Regions from separate parts of the Homo sapiens genome. Here region 2 is linked to region 1. The links are chromatin loops, found by intact Hi-C in ENCODE. Cell type or tissue: OCI-LY7. All regions are shown on one strand. Each heading gives the region's core, and the rest is flanking DNA. Links, peaks and the distances in the headings are about the cores only. Region 1 has its middle 180 kb from the start of CHRM2. Region 2 overlaps LOC105375523 (a long non-coding RNA gene).

Region 1 (5,389 bases), core at 111-5,110:
GAGAATATTAAATATGTTTTTAAAAACTCTTCCTGAATCAGTGTGAACCCTACTTATTATATGCTAGTACAATGATCATAGAGAAATTCTATCAGATATATAGAAGAATTAAGCTCAGAGTTACAATATTATATAATGAAAGGGACTTCAGAGATTATCTAAGTCAGTAGTCTCACTTAACACATAAAAATAAAATACAGTGTAAGAGGTGACTTGTCAATTGTAAAGACTTTGAGCAGAAAATATCAACTGAATTGTTACAGTACCACTACCATTTAGAGTATTATTATTGCTTTTTATTTTTAGTATTGCTAATGTTGAAAAAGCTAAGCATTCCCCCACTGAAAATTATTAGTGCTGATATTTCTGTAGGTAGATCCTGATGGGAGATTATTTTTTTCTCTCCCAAAGAGTAGCCAGGCACTTATCCATAAAATTGTCTAATATAATAATTATAGGCCAGCTACATATATGCCTCTTTTTTGTTGTTATAAACTGCTATTTGCATGTGCGTCAGTGGCAGAGTTTTTAGTGATTAGGCTGTTGTTTTTTCTCATCTTAGATCAGGGCACAGACTATTTGCTCATTCCGGAGGAGTGAAGCAGCTGACAGATCAGATGCAGCCAGCAGCTCTCTGTCAGCCTGAAGATGAAGGGGATACTTGCTGGCAGGATAGGGGCTCCAGCAGCTGTTTCAGCTGCTATTCACTCCGGAGTTCAGGGCATGTGTCTCACATTACCTGTCTTTCAAAGAAGTCATCTTCCTACGTGGAAAGAAGATCCATAAATCCTAAAGAACACAAAGGTGAAAGAGAGCAGTACACATTATACATGTGCTTCATTCTTCAATCTATGCCAGAGTAAGAGCCTCACTCATTGATTTCACCCATTCCCCGGGCACATCCAAATTGCTTGAGTTTCAGCTACTCCCAGTTATGCCAGACAGAACCGCAACACATCTGCTGTAATATCTTGCAGCACTGAAGTTGGTGTGTAATAGCAGAAAGGACACCAGACCAGAATCTAAATTATCTGGGTTACAGTCTCGGCTCTGTGATGGATTAGCTATGTCACCTTGGGCAAACACTTTCTGTCTAGACCTCAGTTTTTTTAAATACCCAAATCAGATGGTTGCTCAGATGATTGCTGAAGTGCATTTTAGCTCTGATTCTGTGATTTCTAAATGAGTGATTACAGTAACAGCTACAATGCATTGGACATACACTTTGGACTAGACATTAGACAAAGTCTTTTATATGGATTAAAATACTCCTCAAAACAGACCTTTGATGAACTAAGTGATATCATTTGTTCATCAGTGGAGATGAACAAAAGGAGAAAAGTAATGCTGTGTGACTTCCTCAGGGTTCCAGTTAGTATGGAGAGAGGTGATATTCAAGCCTATTTCTATTTGATATGAGAGTTAGAGCATTAATATGCAGGTGATATAAAAATAAAACCCTGTGGGACTAGGCTTCAAGGGACCCAGGTTGTCCTATAATTCCCTGTATTTAGAATTTCCACAGGATTGAGGTTTTTACCTGAATGTCTGGTATCAAGTGTCTCCCTCCTCCCACAGCAAAATGAAATTCAGCATAGTCTCCTTGGAAATTTAGAGGCAATTTTATAATTTCCTTTGGAGATTTATGTAAAAAGAAAATAGCTTTTATTTTTTCTGTGAATGTCTCAGTTTGGAATGCTACTCATACATTAACAGAGAAGGTGACAGGTCTTATTGTTAGATACATTTGCACATTTATAATCTGTTAGAAGTTAATCTTTGTTGAATTTTTAAGTATATTATTGGAAGCATAAAGTATATGAGATATTAGAATAAATATTTTAAAATAACAATTGTTAGCATTTTTGAAGAAAAAATGCCAAGAGATACTTTTATTTCTCATGTTTTTGCTTTCTGCTAAGAGAAAAATAAAGAAGTCAGAGTTGTTGGGAAAAAAATAAATAACAGGAGGTTCTAGTGGCTGATCCTTGAGGGATCTTTCTTAGTGGTCATAGACAGTTTACATCAACTCACTATTAGCTTCTCCATTTGCAAAAAGGGTAAATGATACCTACCTCACAAGTATGAAGATACAATAATATATGAACTCATTAAGTACCCTCAGCTATGTTACTAAAACAAATTTATGCCTAGTGTTCTGTTATTGGAATGCTAAGCATGTGAGAGTTATTTGTATCCTGCTGCTCAAGGTCATTGCCAATGTCTGATTTTTCACTCATGCAAAAATTTAAAAATTGCAACCTCAGGCATGAATGGGTTAACCTTCTCATGAGACTCCATATTACTAGTATCTCTTCTGTGTTATTCATTGAGGTCAGAATGATCATTATGATATTATATTACTTCTCAGCTTAAAACTTTTAATTATTCCTCTTTGTCAAGGAAATCAGTCTCCAGTTGTTGAGCCTGGCATACAAAATCTGTCCTGATCCAACTGGAGTTCCTCTTTCCTGTCTTGCATGTCCTTATGTGATAACCTGGCTTTCCCCTTCCTTGCTGCCTCACCAAGGGCCATAAATAGTCAAATTGAGCTTTCACTGTGGCTGATTCAGGCTAGAATCCAAGATCTCATCTCTAGTTTTGGATGAAGTATTCCATTGACCCGGAATTCTCCTCCTCTCTTTCTAACTGACATGCTGTCCTCATCTTTCAAGACCATATCAAATGTTCACTTTTCCTAAGGGCCTTCCCAGACACTGCCTCCCCAGCTAGCCCTTTTTTACTCTCCACTCTTAAGGCACGTGGTGTTGGGTCACCTACCATATGGCGTTCCAAACATTGGTCTACTCCATAAGCCTGTAAAATCCAGAACTGCATCTCTTCCTTCCTATATTGTCTCTTGCCCCCTGGTGGAGTGGACATAAATTGCAACAAACAACCCATCAAAATCATGTTAAAGTTCATTTTATCCAGAATCTTCAGAAGCTATCTTAAAGATTTTTCCAGAGTTTAGACATCTTTCATTCAAAATAGCACAACCATTTTAAAAAGTTGGACCTATAAGATAGAAATAACCAAATAAATTAGTTTTTTTTAGAACATGTATCTTGGCCCTTTGTAGAATATAAATGTATCATGTGAATGCAGCTGAAGAATGTCATGCATATAGTCATGACTTCATATGGACAAAAACAATTAATTCACATGAAAATAGAAAAATATTACATAAAACTCAAAATGTATAGTGACTTAAACATAACACAGGCATTTTCCTAACTCTCCTCTGAAAATCAGAATTTTTAACACACTTCTCCAAATTGACCATGTTATAATTTGATAGAAAATAATTTATCAGGAAACCTAGGTTGAACTTCAGCCAGGCATGTGGATTTTGACACAACTAGAAAAACTTAAGTTGAGAATGGTGTAGTAGCTCTTCTGAACAGATAATCTACATCTTCTACTTGCTTCTGTTATACCTCAGATTTTCATTTTTTTTTTTTACCAGCCTGTACATATTGAGTAATTTCCATTTGTAACAAGTGATCTTCATTCCATAAAAGTTATGGTATTCTTTCAACACAATCTAACCTTTGACAATATTTTTTTATCGTGGGTCACAGTCAGTTGCCTGCTCATGCTGCACAGATTGGACCAATGCAACATTAGCACCTGGTCACTCACAGCCTGGCACATGCCACTATTATCAAAGGTGAAATGTTACTACAGAATATGCTTCCACTGTTTACCATGGAATGTCTTTACATAAACATGATCATTCAAAAAGTATTTAGAACAGTTCTATTGCTTAGACATCTTCATATTTCCCTGCAAGCAAGGTTTAGAAATACTCTGTGTTGCCTAGTGCCATTGTTTCCATATCTTTAAAGATCATGATATTATCAGTAATCATGGGACGAATTTTAGCATTCATATTTGGAAAGCAGAAAAAAGTAATTCTGAGGAGTGATTAGATGAGCTGTGATCTCTGAGAGTGTATTTGAATAATATAACCAGAACCAAATGCCTTGACCCCTGCGTCTTTAATGTAGATGCCTAAACTGAGTGACTCTGATTCTTGTGCATAACTTTCATAGCATAACCTTTCTCCTTTGGCCCAGCCAAGTGTGTGGGCTACATCAAAAATTGTTTGCTATTTTCCATTTCACCCTTTATCTCTGTCACCATTGCTTCAAGTTCTTTTCAGCAGTTCAGTATCTGTTATCTTGTCATATTTCAAGTATCTTCTTACTGGGCTTTCTTCTTGCAAACTAACTGGCTACTCCTATACAATTATCTATTTTTATGCCTGGGTGGTCTTTCCATAGTGTAAACCTAACCATGGCAGTGTCCTAAAACCTTGAGGGGCCATATTCTTTTCTCTTTCTTTCTTTTTCCTTTTTTTTTTTTTTTTTTTTTTTTTTGAGACAGAGTCTCGCATTGTCGCCCAGGCTGGAGTGCTGTGGCATAATCTCAGCTCAATTCAACCTCTGCTTCCCGGGTTCAAGCAATTCTCCTCCCTCAGCCTCCCAAGTAGTGGGGAATACAGGTGCCCACCACTATGCCCAGCTAATTTTTTGTATTTTCAGTAGAGACAGGGGTTTCACCATGTTGGCCAGGCTGGCCTTGAACTCCTGACCTCATGATTTGCCTGCCTCAGCCTCCCAAAGTGCTGGGATTACAGGCATGAGCCACCGCGCCTGGCCGAGGGGTCATATTCTTTAGAACAGTGAAATTGATTAACCGATCTAATTCTCCAGCTTCAGCTCTAACCATTGCCTACACCTAGGAAGCATCATTTCAGCAGTGCTTGTCAAAGAAAACCAGAACTGGAAGGTCATTAAAGTGGTGAAAAACAAAATTCTTTCAAGATTATTGCAATAGGGGAGAAGAGTATAGGACTGGGCTCAATTTAGAATACAAGTGAGCAAGTGGGGATTTATAGCCCAGGAGCATTGTGGGGCTAGTATGAAAAATTACTAAGAGAAAACATCAAAAACATCAACAACATAATGGAGATTCTGGCTAAACTGATCTAACAAGATTCTTGCTGAAGGCAGGCCAAGGGGATCAGACATCCCCTGAGGGATGGTGGAGGATGAGGAACCTGATTAGGTATTGAGGGTGATGGGATATGAAGGGTGGGGTGTTCTGGTTGAATTGGCTTAGCAGAATTTTTGCCAAAATTAGACAACACAGACAAAAACATGGGAGTCTAAAAGTTGAAGCCTAGTTGAAACATTCAGGAAGCCTGAGTAGAGTTTGGTCAAGGAGAGAATCTTTGTCAGCTTCACTCTTGCAGTTACTCTATTGAATGCATCAGTGTGTTTCAAAGGCTGATCACCTGGTATTTTTGTCTCTGAAATAATTTCTCCGTCATCTCCTTGATGCATCCTTAAAGAGTCAACTTGGCCGGGCGCGGTGGCTC
Region 2 (5,389 bases), core at 131-5,130, 390 kb before region 1:
TATTCCAGCCACATTGCTTGTTCTTGCTGTAGAACTTATTGTACCAGCTGTTTCTTCTGTCTGAAATGTTTCTTCCCCCATTGTCTTTGCATCACCAGTTCTACTTTTGAGTCTCAGCTCAAAAGTCATTTTCTTAGTCCTTTACTTATCAACTATCCATCATTTTACTCACCACCCATAGATATGGTCTATTATGTCCTTGTTTTTGTTTTCCTCCTAGCTCTTACCACAACGATAAGTGTGTGTTTAGATGAAACCCTGTCTCTACTAAAAATACAAAAATTAGCCGGGCATAGTGGTGGGTCCCTGTAATCCCAGCTTCTTGGGGAGCTGAGGCAGGAGAATTGCTTGAATCTGGGAGACGGAGGTTGCAGTGAGCCGAGATAGTGCCACTGCACTCCAGCCTGGGCAACGGAGTGAAACGCTATCTCAAAAGAAAAAAAAAAAAGGAAGTGAGTAGTGAGTTCCTGATAGCAGAGGTGTCCATTCTTCACTGTTTATTCAGCCTGGTTTGTTTCATAAGCAGTTGAATCTCAGCGGTGAGCCACCAGCATCTATGATGCATCTCTTCTTCCTGCGGCAGTTGATTGGTTTTCTGGATCTTTTGAAGCTACAAATCTTCCTTGATATAGAGAGTATGGGCTGCCTCTTCCCCAAGGAGTGACTCTAGACATTTTTCCCCAAAGTTACAGTCTTCTACCTACTTCGTCTTTATCTCCTCGTATGTTTTTAGAATATTTCCCTTTCAGATTCTCTTTGATTATGATACATATTTATGTATGATAATGATTTCATGAACTCTTGACTTCAAAATTGGGACAGTTCCAGTTCATACCTGTGGTATCAGCATAATTATTAATGGCACCCATTTTTGTTCCCAGAGTTGTCTTGGTTTGGACAATATATTATATCAATATATAGTCATCCTCACTGTATGCATTCACTTCTGCTCTTTTGTCACTGAACTTCTGTTCTGCCAGTTTTTATCTCTCATGGTGAGGAGTCTCAGGTGGCATTGCATTCTTAGTGCATCCCCAGGGACCCTCATCATGAACTGCCACATCTGGCCATTGAATTCAAATTTGGGCTTTGCAGCCACTGTCTTTTCCTACCTGAGCAGACAGACTAATTTATCTAGGTGACACAAATTAGCAATGAACCATTATCCACTCCTTAGAGTTGCTGAGCTAGGCTTTGCATAGGGAATTGCCTGCCTCAGAAAGCTGAGTCATCAGCAAAAATCTCACAGCCTTCAATGTTTGAAAACTCATCTTTCTCCTCTTCTGCCAGGTGAATTGCATGCTGTTTGTTACCAGGGTCTGCTGATCAAGACTGAAATGAGTTATTTCTTTCATTCTTTTTTGTTTTATTTTGTATTCTTTTTTCTTTTTGTATTCTTTAGCACTCTTGTGCCTCATTGACATACTCTTCATGAATCAATGGCAAACCATTTTATGTATTGATTCAGTTTGGTTTAGCAAAAATCCTTTCATGGCCACGCTTTGTTAGCCATTGATTTGTATAACTTAAGATGCTATGGTATACTCCTCTTAAATAGTCTATATTTCAGATTTCTACCACTGAATTATATTAGTCTTCACTCAAGTTAGTTATAATTTACCCCATTTCACAAGGGAATCCTATAACATGGGGTGAGGTTTCACTGCAGCAACTGTGATTTTGGCCAGATCTGTCTTAACACAGTTGGCCCTCCATATCCGCATATTCCACATCTACAAATTCAGGCAAGCCTGGATTGAAAATACTTGGGGAAAAAACCAATAAAAATAACATTACAACAATAAAAATAATATTGATAAAACAATACTGTATAACAACTATTTATATAACATTTACTTTATATTAGGTATTATAACAAATCTAGAGAAGTTTTAAGATATACTGGAGGATGTGCATGGGGTTATATGCAAATACTACCCCATTTTATATCAGAGAAATAAACATCCTCAGATTTTGGTATATGAGGTGGGTGGGGTTGGGGGGTTGAGGAGTGGAGTCCTGGAACAAATTCCTTGCAGATACCAAGGGACAACAATATTTTTTATGTTTTATTTTAGAGATGGGAGTCCCGCTATTTTACCCAGGCTGGAGTGTAGTGCTATCCACAGGCCTGATCAAGCAACAATCCTCCTGCCTCAGCCTCCAGAGTAGCTGGGACTACAGGCATGCACCTGTAGGTGGCAGGCAGGTGCCACTGCACCTGGCACTTTTTTTGAGTTATTCTGACATCATTTTGCCAACATTTTGTCTGTGGCATACACTAATCCATCTTGGCTATTCTTAGCCTATTTAATATGTATCAGTTCACTTTTGGTGGCTTTTCTTTAATCTCTGAAGATTTTAACCAACTCTATTGTTGATGCTTTAACATGCAAATGTTAATTCTATTCATTTGTGTTTAAATAAGTAAGCCATGAGATTCTTAGGTCTGAGGTTTTCTTTCTTTCTTTTTTTTTGAGACGGAGTCTCTCTCTGTCGCCCAGGCTGTAGTGCAGTGGCACCATCTCTCCTCACTGCAAGCTCCGCCTCCCGGGTTCACACCATTCTCCTGCCTCAGCCTCCTGAGTAGCTGGGACTACAGGCGCCCGCCACCACACCCAGCTGATTTTTTGTCTATTTAGTAGAGACGGGGTTTCTCCGTGTTAGCCAGGATGGTCTTGATCTCCTGACCTCGTGATTCGCCCGCCTCGGCCTCCCAAAGTGCTGGGATTACAGGCATGAGCCACCGCGCCTGGCAGGTCTGAGGTTTTCATTGTATTGTTTCGGTTTTGCTGTGTAACAAACTGCCTCAAAACTTTGTTGCTTTAAAACAACAACCATTAATTTAGCTCATGATTCCATGAGTTGGCAGTTTGGGCTGAGTTCAGCTGGGTGGTGGTGTGCTGATCTTGGCTGGACTCACCTGGCATAAATGCGGTCACATCAGTTGGCTCCGATTCTGGGGCTAGGTTGACAATTGGCTGTGGTTAGGGAGATGAGCCATGTGTCTCTCATCATCCTGCATCCTGGGCTTATTCACATCATTGAAAAGGTTCCCAAATATCAAAAGGACAAGCTCCAATTCACAAGTGATTTTAAAGCCTCTGCTTATGTTTTCATTATTGTCTAACTGGTCAAAGTAAGTCATATGGCTAAGACCAGCCTCAATTTGGAAGAGCACTGCAGAATAACATGGATGCAGGCAGCAGAATTATTAGGACTTTCTTCTTTTCTTTTTTTTTTTGCAAATAATTTTCCCAAAAGTTTGTACACTGAAACACTGCCTAATTGTGCTTTATGTGTAGAAGTCAATGAAATTATATGCATAAAATCCAGAAATCTTAATTATGAAAGTATGAAAAGAACCCCATTGTAAAATTTCACCTAGTTATATCCCATGACATAATCCTAGAGGACAATATTGTAGTCAGACTTTAATATATTTTAGTCAACTTTATAGACTGAATTATTTCTTCCCCCTAACTTCATGTGTTGACATTCTCAACCTAGGACCTCAAAATGTGACCATATTTGGAAATAGGACCTTTAAATTGGTAGTTAAGATAAAATGAGGTCGTATGTGTGGACCCTGATGCAATTTGACTGTTGCCCTCATAAGAAGAGGGGAATAAGACACAGACAAGTGTACACACAGAAGAAAGGCCATATGAGGACACAGCAAGAAGGCGGCTATATGCAAGCCTGAAAGAGAGACCTCTGTAGGAACAAAATTTGCCTACACCTTGATCTAGACTCTAGAACTGTGAGAAAATAAATTTGCATTGTTTTAAGCTGCCCCATCTGTTGTACTTTGTTATAGCAACCCAAACTGACACAGATGGTACCTAGAAATTTAAAAAAAAAAAAATCCCAGACAGGATAGATTTATTTGATGGCTTATGGGAAAGGTGATCCCTAATTATTTCAGTTGTAAACATAAAAACATGCAGGGAACTCAGCTCAATTTTGCACATAGTACTCATTCAAAATGTATGTAAGGAAAGAATATTGCCTTTATATTGCCTTTACATCTTACACAGGAGAACCAGGCTTCAAGATTGTCACATTTGCTATCCCACTCCTTAGGGCGTCTTCTCTTAATAACCAGGCAGTGGTGGTAACATGTCAACTTCTGAATCATATTCAGTTGGAATTAAAGCTGGGGGGCAGAATTTTGGGGGCAGCAGTAGCTAGGGCAAGTGACTTCTCCTGAAGCTGAGAGAGGCTCAGGTGTGCAGCAAATATGAAATAAAAGTGTGAATACAAAATATAAGAATTAAGCAAAAAGGCTTAAAATTCAAAATATAGGAAATATTCCTTCTTATAAGTTGCAGTATCACTGAATTTGTTTCTGTCTTTGGTAGATTGAGTTTTTAGCCATCTTACAGGGTTATACACACCTACCAAATAACTTCACATAGACACGGATTACTGCGTTACTTTCATGGGCATTAAATAATTAGCATGGAGCCATGGACATATGTAGACTTAAGAAATACTACACAAAAGTCTTTAAAATAATTTCAAAAACATTTAAAATATTTAGACGGGAACGATGTCAATGTCAATGACAAAAAGTCAATGCCCCTGAGAACTATATATATATTTCACTCAAGAGTACTCCTGGATAGGCACACGGTACTGATTTTAAGTGGAAAGAGTATGGGTGGGAATCAAAGGAAAAAGAGAAAATAGACATTATGAACATAGAGGCTTATCCAATCTGGAAGTGAGGTTATGGGAGAAAATGGTGGCTGGGCTAACCTCATGGCCTGTGAGGCCTTCCTACATTGACTGGGGAGTCTGGAAGGGATAGAAAACTTGGCTTTCAGTTGGAGTGGGTTGAAGAGGGGTAGGAAGGGAGAGCCCATGGCCAAGAGGAACTTTATGTGTCTTCAAAGGGAATAAAAAATGAGCTGCGAAGTGTAGCTGCTCCCCTGACCACTTTTACATTTATATGTTTGACTAAATAATAGATTCTTGTAGAAATCAAAAAAGCTCTGAAAAGTCCAAAATGTAAAATTTATGGCATTCCCATTCCTGACCTTCAGTTACCCACTTCCCATCCTTTTCTTGTTTTGATTTATACATGATCTAGGAACTGACATGCATTTTCACCTGAAAAAGAAAGAAAAACTAAACATAAATTGTGGCATACCATGTTAGTAATTCTGTATTTTGGTCTCTTCGTGTAATGCTTTTTGGACATATGCCATTTCAGTACATGTAGTGCTGAATAGGACCTAATGGGTACCTAATCAAACAGAATGTCCAGAGTGTTCTATTTTATGGACATGCCTTAGATGTTACACAGGTTTAGTGACTATATTTTAATGTTTTGGAGTTGGTTTTTCTTAGTTTTTTGAGGTAAATGCTTATCACATTACTT

What was found. Peaks named below come from ENCODE experiments on the same cell type or tissue, not always from the same donor. Only the 100,000 strongest peaks of a DNase experiment are listed, where the experiment ranks them.
Region 2: a loop joins it to region 1, with 3 times the contacts of the local background. A loop is called at or near these places in 2 of 110 quality-filtered maps.

Annotation. Positions count from the first base shown.
Region 1 is chr7:136,685,053-136,690,441 of GRCh38, forward strand. No RefSeq gene overlaps it. Among named protein-coding and RNA genes, the nearest start is that of CHRM2, 180 kb to the right of the region's middle. In OCI-LY7, for the core only: CTCF peaks have their summits at 2,865 (motif pointing left) and 3,066; a DNase peak (open chromatin) is centred at 2,849.
Region 2 is chr7:136,292,980-136,298,368 of GRCh38, forward strand. The region is part of intron 3 of LOC105375523 (a long non-coding RNA gene); the gene reads left to right. Among named protein-coding and RNA genes, the nearest start is that of MTPN, 320 kb to the left of the region's middle. In OCI-LY7, for the core only: a CTCF peak has its summit at 2,187 (motif pointing right); DNase peaks (open chromatin) are centred at 512, 1,032 and 2,212; H3K4me3 peaks cover 1,586 bases; H3K27ac peaks cover 3,248 bases.